Regions from separate parts of the Homo sapiens genome. Here region 2 is linked to region 1. The links are chromatin contacts, found by Hi-C or POLR2A ChIA-PET in ENCODE. All regions are on one chromosome and are shown on one strand. The core of a region is the stretch at or near the end of the contact, and the rest is flanking DNA. Distances in the headings are between cores, read along the strand shown.

The links. Hi-C counts contacts between places; a loop is a spot of excess contacts on that map. ChIA-PET counts read pairs that join two places held with the same protein, here RNA polymerase II (POLR2A). Pooled maps may share reads with other maps.
Region 2: a map of GM12878 shows a loop between it and region 1 (4-fold over the local background). The contact joins the enhancer-like site here to the promoter of NR4A2 in region 1. A Hi-C loop is called at or near these places in 3 of 168 maps with a recorded cell type or tissue (GM12878, aorta and chondrocyte), 35 of 37 single-sample maps with no recorded cell type and 11 of 50 pooled maps. POLR2A ChIA-PET finds 5 or more read pairs at or near these places in 12 of 52 experiments (B cell, BJ, GM12878 and 8 more).

The regions. Positions count from the first base shown.
Region 1 is chr2:156,330,774-156,335,653 of GRCh38, reverse strand. NR4A2 (nuclear receptor subfamily 4 group A member 2) reads left to right here and starts at 2,933. Exons shown (of 8, transcript NM_006186.4): 1 at 2,933-3,174; 2 at 4,863-4,880. RefSeq lists enhancers at 672-771, 330-1,202, 2,672-2,751 and a silencer at 2,982-3,181.
Region 2 is chr2:156,536,262-156,540,903 of GRCh38, reverse strand. The region is part of intron 6 of GPD2 (glycerol-3-phosphate dehydrogenase 2); the gene reads right to left. Among named protein-coding and RNA genes, the nearest start is that of GPD2, 100 kb to the right of the region's middle. RefSeq lists an enhancer at 2,194-2,253. Within about 2 kb of position 2,708, at least 2 of the 41 ENCODE cell types and tissues checked have a DNase peak (open chromatin) inside an H3K27ac peak, as active enhancers do; they include B cell and GM12878, where a contact is called at or near this core.

The DNA.
Region 1 (4,880 bases), core at 1,684-4,183:
AGAATCTGGTGAGGAAAACTAGTCTGGGGTTTTGAGCGTGGCCTTTTTTTTTTTTTTAAACACTTCTGATCTATATGCTGAATCCTTTCCAACCCATCTCATCCGGGCCTTACAGAAACCCTAGCCTAAGAAGTAGCTTATTCAAAATTGGTTTAAACGAGTTTAACAGTCTTACATCCGGCGTGTCTTCCTAAGAAACAGTAAAAGCTTCCCAGAAACCAGAATAGGACTTTGAAGAGGAGAGAACTCTTACACAGATGATGGAATAGATGAGAAAGGTCTCCCCTTTCTCTCATTTTAATTTATATTTAATTTTATATTTAATTATATTCCCAGTTAATAATAATTGTTATAATAAGCTGCTGTGAAAACGACCCTTCATTCTTGGTTGCATTAAGACTTGGACAAAGGCTGTTATCAGGAAGCCGCACTCGACAGGTTGTTATTAAAGAATAAGGCATCATATTACAATGTTTGGCTTCCTTGGAGCTCACTTTAAGAACTCCAGGACACTTTTCAGCTCTCTGGGGAGGCATTTTCAAATTGTCCCAGGCTCAACCCAACCTAAACTGAATGTGTTTTTAATGGCAATGAGGGAGGGGGAAGCGTGCAGAGTGAATGTATCTACTTAGACGGGAGTATGTGTATGGAGGCTGGTGGTTACAACCTTCAAGTTCTCCCGGCCCCCGTTTTCCTAGGACTATATTAAAAAATAATAACTGCCACCCCGGCGTGCCTGTGCTTGAGTTTCCGACTGCCTGAAAATAGCGGCCGGGAGCCTGGCCCACCGCGGGGATCAAGGAAAGCTTCCCGTGGCCGCGCCCTGCTCCCTCGCGGAAGGGGAAGGGAACCCGGGAGGGCGCCTCTGAGCTGGAGTTGCTGCTATTTTGGGCCCAGCCTGGCCGGTGCGTCAATGCCTGCGCCCCTGCGTCACCGCCACCCCCACCCCCTTCCTTCTCCCCAGCTCTCCAAACTCTCACTTTTTCCCTTTCGTTCGCATGGAATCGCTTCTGCCCACGGGGCGCTGACGCTACCGAGCTCATGCTAATATGCTATTCTTCGCCCTCCCCTCCTCATCCCCCTACTCACACACCCTCACCCGCCACCACAACCCGCCCCCCCCACCCACTTCCTGGTTTTATTTTTTTTCTCGCGCCCGCTAGGGCATCGCCGAGCAGCGGCGGCGGCGGCAGCAGCAGCGGCAGCCGCAACATCTGGGGGAAACTTAAGGTGGTCACGTAGGTTTCCCCGAGGCTGCGGCGCAAAAGAGCCCGCGGCTTCCTGGGGCAGCCGCAGGGCATCTGATGGCAACGCCTCCCCAGCCGCCGGCGAGCTGGGGGCAGCAGGGAGTAGGCAAAGGCGGGGCTGCAGATTAGGGTTGAGCAGCCCGGGATCCCGAATAGTTCCACGGAGCCATCGGCCGGTACTGAGAACACGAGTAGGGGGGCAAGTTGCAAAAGGGTCCCGGCTGCCTGGAAACGAGCCACACCGAGAAAGGAGGGGCGGCTGGGACGCTCTGCGCGAGTAGAAAAGCGGGGGCGGCTCCGAACTCTCCCTCCCAAGGCCCAGCCGCTGGAAGCCCCGCGGGAGAAGCCCTAGGAAGCCCTCCCAGCTCCGGCCGGGAGACGGGGAGGGGGCTTGCCCTCCGGAGCTGCGGCGTTTCCTTTGCTAGAAAGCTCCCTGCGCTCTCGGCGTGGCTAGGGGAAATGACTTGCAAAGCAGAAGCGGCGGCGACTTGGACGGCCGCGGGGGTGGGACACGCTCCCAGAGCCAGCTCGGGCCCCTCTCCTGGCTGGGCTGTAGGCTCACACCTTACGCTTTGCGGAGACGCTGCCCCCAATCCCCACCCGCTTCGCTTTTCTTGTCCAGTCTTTCTGGGCTCTAAGATTGAGGCTGTGATAGACCTTGTGTTTCAAACGAAGATCGATTTATTCCCTTAAAACTCGTGGAAGGGGTACGAGTTGGTGGGCACAGAGGAGTATCGAAAGTATTAGAGTTTGCAGAAGGTGGGAATCAGAGTACCTTTCTGCAGAAGGCGCACCTGTTGCCTGCTGCTCGGCTGCATTGTCTGCGAAAGGAAAAGGGGCGACGCTTCACTCTGACTTTTGGGGTTTCTAAAGAGCTGGGTCACGGTCACTGTCTACCCTCTCCCCTTCCTCTCCCCCCCCCCCGCAAGCACCACGTCCTCCATCGAACGTGGGCACTGCATGGAAATAAGGAAACATAGAAAAATAAGCCCTACCCCCACTCCCATTCCCTTTCAGATGGGAGTGTGGGGGGTGGGGGTGGGGTAGAGAGAGTGAGAGAGAGAGATAATTAGAATGAATATATGCCAGAAGAGGAGGAGGCCTGGGACAGGAAAAGGGAGTAAAAGGGGATGAACCGGGTAGGGAAATCCCACCCGAACTGCGTGAGCCCTCTGAGCGTCTCGTGTCATGGGACATCTGTACGCTCTTCCGCTAAGGGGGTGACGAAGGTGGGTGGGAGAGGTTAGGGCGCTGCAAGGCACATCCCATTCCGTGCGGCTCCAGGTGCGTACTACCTGGCCACGCCGGCCTTGCCTTCCGCCGGTGCTTTTGTTGCACCCTCCCCACATGTGAGCGGCCGAGCCGCTGCGCGGGCGCAGGGGCTTCGGGGAAAGTGAAGTGTCGCGACGCTGCGGGCTGCGCAGACCTGGGAGAGGTCACACCTCTTTCGGAAAAAAAAAAAGAAAAGAAAAAAAACACCAAAAACCACCCAAGCTGGCTACCAAGGTGAACGCAGAGCGGTTCCCACCTTAAAATCGGCCCTGCTCGTGACGTCAGGTCGGAAATATACCAAAGCGAGCGCGGGCCAGGAGTCCAGGGAGCGCGGCAGCGCGGCGATTGGGCGGCGGGCCGCTGACGCGCGCTGACGCGCGGAGACTTTAGGTGCATGTTGGCAGCGGCAGCGCAAGCCACATAAACAAAGGCACATTGGCGGCCAGGGCCAGTCCGCCCGGCGGCTCGCGCACGGCTCCGCGGTCCCTTTTGCCTGTCCAGCCGGCCGCCTGTCCCTGCTCCCTCCCTCCGTGAGGTGTCCGGGTTCCCTTCGCCCAGCTCTCCCACCCCTACCCGACCCCGGCGCCCGGGCTCCCAGAGGGAACTGCACTTCGGCAGAGTTGAATGAATGAAGACAGACGCGGAGAACTCCTAAGTGAGTAGATGCAGCCCATGCAGTTCGCCTTCTTTTATGCTTTTTCCTTCTTTTGCACGTCTCTTCTTTCCACTTGTGTGGGACAGGTTCTCTGGAAGTGGGAGCCAGAGGCTTCTAGTGAGAGTGGGACCGAAGGATGGGGAGTGCGTGCGCGCAGTTACCGGGGGGCATTTGTTCGAACTCCGGCTTTGGCACTAGTGGGGAGTTGGCTCTCGACAGAGGTTTCCAGGCTCCTCATTGGTGGACGTGGAAGGGAGACTCCACAGTTTGGGAGCTGAGGACTAGCCCGCGGAAATGTGCGCAAAGTTTGCTGTTAGTGAGGAATTGATTGTGGCCTGTGAACACGGAGACTCCAAGTCCTATGTATACGAGGGAAGCTGCCCACAAACTGACAGGGAGAGGAAGTTCTTCAGTTTATGCGTTGCTTGGGAACTGTGTCTCCGCGGCTGGCCAGCGCGCGATGTTTCCCGGGTATTGTTGAGTAAGGGTGGTGTTGGTAGCGTGTCCTGTTACTAAGTTGCCTGAAATTTCTGGTTTTGACATATGCTGTCCTTGGGTTTGCGAATGTATCAGAGCGAGAATATGAATATGTAAAGAGTACAGTTATGAAACTGTGGAGCTACCAGGGGGTTAATATCCAACACAGGAATATCTCTAAGGGCTGTGGGGTTCGAGTCTCCTTTCTGCTTTTTCTGGGTAATCTTCCCCCCACCCCCACCACCACTATGAAGCAAGATTGTGGGGGAGGGGAAAGAATAAAAAGAGAGGATACTGGCTTTCTTTTTTCATTAGTAATAAGATTGTCTGTGCTCTAGAATGTCTTCCAAGTGGGAACATCTGAAAATTGCTAGGACACAAGAATGCCTTGTTCCAGAAAGGCAGATTGTGGAAGGCATTATGGGGAAGGTGTTCATCTTGCTGTGCTGGGAAACACTTCTAATATTGGTGCCAATACCATATAAGCAGTATGTCCCCCCTCTGCAATTGACCTAAGAAGCTCCTGGAAAAGTAGATCCCCTCTTCCCACCTTGTGACCATTAAGCCTTGTGACCATTAAAGATGCTGAAAGACAAGTTTTCTGGAAAAGTGAACATCAATTTATCTGTAGCTCCAATCCCAGTGCTCTGTCAAAAGCACTTTAGAAGTGCGGATGCTTCCACTCAACTTGCCTTCTCAGTCAAGGCCTTTCTAACATTTTGTAAGGGGGAAGATTGTTTTCTCATTTTATATTCTTGACTTCTACTTTCTTCCCCTCTACCAAAAGAAAAGGCAATTTCACCACAAGAAAAAAAAATGCAAGAGAAGGTTCCAATGCTGTATTTTCATACTCTAGTCTTCATACTCAGGTCCTGAATTAACCTAAGATGGAAATGACCTCTCCACCTACACTGTAGCAAAGGGGCCAGTTCATTACATCATAAATGTTAAATGAGTTCATGGACTAGCTTTCCTCTTGCAGGATCTTCTCTCTGCAAGGATTTACACAGTGCAATGGGTGGTATTTTCTGTTGTTTCAAGTCATTTCTTTTATACATTCATTTTAAGTGCTATGTTTGGTAAAGGCTTCCCACTCATTTCCAATGAGACAAACAGGGAAGGCATGGAAGGGCCTGCCTGGTGAGTCTACATATGCCCAGCTGAATCTCTGTCGGGAAGAAACCCTGAAGCTTCCTGTGTCTGTATTTCAGGGAGGAGATTGGACAGGC
Region 2 (4,642 bases), core at 1,459-3,958, 210 kb before region 1:
CTGGCAAACTTACCCTGAAATGTGTAACAACTAACCTCTAATCTCTGCACTGCATGAATACTGTTTGTTCTTCTTTTACTCCTTTTCTCTCTCTCCACTTTTTACCACTGAAAAATAAGATTCTTTTTTCTGTATGTCATGAAGGATAGGAAGATGGGGAATGGTTTTTAATCCAGAGGAAAACAGTGTTGATAGGAAAATGGATTGTTTCAAAATATTAGAATTATTAAATCTTACTACAGAGGACTTCATTTTCTCTTACAAACCACAGAGCCTCTGTCACTTTTCATAAAGGAAATCTATATTAGCTATAAATTTGGCATCCTGAGAAAATTCAGAAAACTCAAGTTCTAACCTCTTAAATAGCCAGTAAATGGGTATGTTTCCATAGCAGATAACTGTCTCATGTTTTGGTATGGTTTGGTTTTGCTTACTAGCGTCTAAACCCCTCCTCCTATCTTGTAAGCTTTGCAGAAAGGCATTCTACCATCCCATAGGAGAGGAAGAACGGTCCCCTGGGATACAGAACTTTAACCTGGCTTTGCCAGTCCGACGCTCTCAACAGTCTTCGATCTAGAGGTAGTGACCCAAAGAACCTCTAATCCAGAGGTAGATGCAATGATAGCAGTACCATCCCATTTCTAGGGGCAGCAGCAATAGAGATGTCAGCAGTGGTGGCACAGCAAGACGTGACGTGATGAGCAATCAAGTCTTCGGTGCACTGGTTGTGGGTCAGGATTTTGCCTGTGGCTGTGGTTGCTACAAATCATATTTAGTCCCTTATTTTTCAAGCTAGGTCTCTGTCTTCCCAGTATTTCTGCCTGCTGCTCAATGTCCTATCAGAGAATTTCTTTTCTGTTTAAGTTAACCAGATTTTTTGTTTTTCCTGTCTGCAACAAAAACCTGAGCAAGCCCTAACCCCTAATCTCAGTATCCTCATTCCTCGAGCCACAAGTGGAACTTGATCTCTCAGGGCCCTCCAATTTTATAAATTGCAATTTACAAAATTTCAAATAAGCCAACTGAAAACTCAAGAATCGAATTATACAACAAGTCAAAAGAAGCCCTTTGATATAACTAAACCATCTTTCATAATAGGACTGGGAAAAGCAAGTGAATCCTTTCACTTTCACAGAACCATTTTTTTCAGTCCTCTTTTCCTCATTTGTGTGTGAGCACATGCACACAACTTTTTACAAAATGCTGGAATGGCTCAACCTGCCCCAGGGGTGATTTCGAGTGTGAGCTACATAATAAACACATGGAACCATGTGCCAAGGACCAGCTGGGGAATTCTAACTGGAGGCAGCCTTTTGAGAGAGCCTTTATCTGTTTCATGGTAAGTCTTGTACCTTATCAGATTTCTCTCTTTAATCACAGGAAGATTCCACACCTTATCAAATTGTTATCAAATCAGTCTGACCTGAACCCAATGTCCTGATTGTCTGAAAGGAATGTGTACTAGGGCATTTACATGAAAAGCAGGCTAACTCTTGGCCCCCATCAGAGAGCACTGATGCTGGAGACTCCGAATGTGTGAGTTCAGGACCCAACCAGCCACTAACTCAGGTTCTGGGGACGTCCCTTTCCTCATCAGAGTCTGTTTCATCTATTAAGTAGGTCTAACAACAGCCTCTCTACCAATCCCCTAGAACCGCTGAAATAATCAGATTCCAGCATATGTGAAAGCATTTGTAAACTGCAAAGCATTATAAGAATGAAGCTAATATTGTTAACAGATTGCCTTCTACTACATTTACCTTCCTTCTCCTTTTGTTAAGATAACCTTTTATTTAATACCTCAATCATAAACATTCCTCAGTTATCAGAATAACATCTCTCAGCAACCCAGAATTAATGTTTATTTGGAAACTTTATATGGGGCTTGAGACTCTAAAAGATGAAATGAAAAAGTCAGAATTTAATTATCTTTTTAACTATAAAAGCAAAATATTCAGACTTACTTGACAAAGATATCTTTAACAGATATTGTTTTTTAAGCTATAGTTTAGACCATTTCATTGCTTCTGCTTGAACTCTATAGTTACTAGGCAAAATCCTGATCTTTTTTTTTTTTTTTTTTGAGATGCAGTCTTGCTCTGTTGCACAGGCTGCAGTGCAGTGGCGTGATCTCGGCTCACTGCAAGCTCCCCCTCCTGGATTCACACCATTCTCCTGCCTCAGCCTCCCGAGTAGCTGGGACTACAGGAGCCCGCCACCATGCCCAGCTAATTTTTTTGTATTTTTAGTAGAGACGGGGTTTCACCGTGTTAGCCAGGATGGTCTCAATCTCCTGACCTCGTGATCCACCCACCTTGGCCTCCCAAAGTGCTGGGATTACAGGCGTGAACCACCACACCCAGCCAATCCTGATCTTAATTTGGTTATTCAAATAGGTTTGCCCTACTGGATTTTTTTTTTTTTTTAACAGCAATCTGAGTCATCTGTTTTACATGAATGTTTCACTTCTCATAGGAATGAATAAATTAAGGGCAGGAACTTGGTTCTATCCCCCACCATCTTCTCCAAGAGTTTACCTCCTGCAAGGACAACAATGTATGGCATGTAGGAAGGTGTTAAACTATTTGTTGCCTAAAGTAATAAATTCATGATTCAATAGGCTGTGAGTTGGGCTAGTGCCAATCAATTTACCAGAGCCCGATCACCCTAAGCGAAATAATAAAACAGCTATTCTGAACCTTCACAGGCAAGGTCACATGCTGAGGCAGAAGACTGAGATGCAAATACTGTGAGAATCAACTTAATTTCACTACCTCCTAACAGCTAGTAGAATATCTGATGTCTCTCACATAAAAAGACATGAAAAGAAAGTTTATACACAATATAGTTATCAATAAAATAATGTCAAATTGCAACCACATACATCTAGCACTATGCTAGATGCTATTGCCATATTTTTTAAGCCAACAAATGTGTCAATATAAAACATGTAAACATTTAAAACAAAACTTCCCCTCGGGGGTTTGGGGGAACTACCTACAGATATAATCTCTGCCCTTTGTACTTGAAAAAGACTTTTCTAATATTCTAAACAGTTTGATTCTAATCTGTACTCAATAAATATGTGAGAGTTTCAAAATAAGATAATTCAATAAATAGGCTCTAATCTCATTTCTGATAAACTATTATAAAAATTAAATAGTACCGTAATACAGCTCTTTCACCAAAACAGTTTTAATGAATGTCAAAAATACTCCCTTTGTCTCTGAAATGCTGGACAATGGTGACATGTAGTAAGACTCAAATGTGAAAAATAAACAACAGAAGAAGCACACCCTCATACTTCTAATCATTTCCTATAATTTCAAAATAATAATAAATTTAGAAATTAGACAATGTCACACCAAATTGAAAACGTATGACTTAGTTTTACTTTCAACTATACAAGGCTGGGACATACCACGTCTATTACTAATGTTTTTCCTTCTGTTTTATAATGAATCAAATACCATGCTTTCAGTGAGTGGAGTTTCTTGCCCAGACTCCCAGCAATTTTCAAAGACTTCCTGGAAATGCTCGCCAGTGGTTATTGTCAAAGAAAGATTCTATTAGTTTCTGAGACAGTCAAGGTGCCCTTGCCCTGTTGTAATCACTGACAGCATTCAACCTGCAGGGTCAGCCCCACGCAGTCCCTGAGTCAATCCTAAGTCAATCCTGGCAGCCCCTGGCATTATACAGGGAGCCCCATCCCTCTGGAAACTGTTATCTGCCCATAAACTGTTATCTGTCTTTAAGGAACCCCTACACAAAGGAATCCCTGTGCTCACAGGTGTGCAGTCTCTCCCACTGTAGACGTCAAACAGAAGAGTTCCTGCCCCAATATCTGGTTCTCACTCTGTGCTCCTAGTTGAACTAGAACTCTGCTCATATCTGTTTGCTTAGCCAAAGCTCTGACATTCTGCTTAGCTCTTCCCTCAAGTAATGGTCTCTATCTCTCTTTTCAAGGGGATGACCTAGTGTCCTCCATAGACCCCCTCCTCTTCCCACAGAATCCTGAAGATACTGTCATGCATTTGACTCCATGGATCACTTCACTAAGAAAACTATTAATCTGCTTAGACCTGTGCTCAGATCCCACGTACTGATGAGGAGTGGGATGGCTATTAAGATTGCCTAGTCAGCAGAGACAGGTGGTTTGGACTGCTGCCACTCCTTGGTCTGGAAGCCTGATCAGACAGGCTAGATCTTGAGCCCTACTTGTTGCTGGTTTACTTCTCTGCCTCTACCTTAGGAGAAGCCCTGCCCTCAAATCTTGAAGAGTATCCACATTTTAAAGTCAAGAAACCTTTTAGCAGGCATAGTCAAGGTTAAGTGCTGTCACGTATAGCTGTAAATAGATTCTGTGAATTTCTTACTGCCTATAGAAAACAAGAATAAGAGTTACTCATCGATTTTCAATCAATATCGTAGCTGAGGATACAAATTCAAAGGCAATTTTACTTTTTGAGTTTTGAATTCATCTGGTCACAATTTACATGTCAACAATGTTGAATTCTAATTAAGAACCAAAGCCTAAGAATCAAAGACTCAGACTATAATAGTCTACTCACCTTAAGGAGAGGGCAAAATTATAATACATTACTCCACTAAAATACAACTTAAAATACAGCATATTAATCTT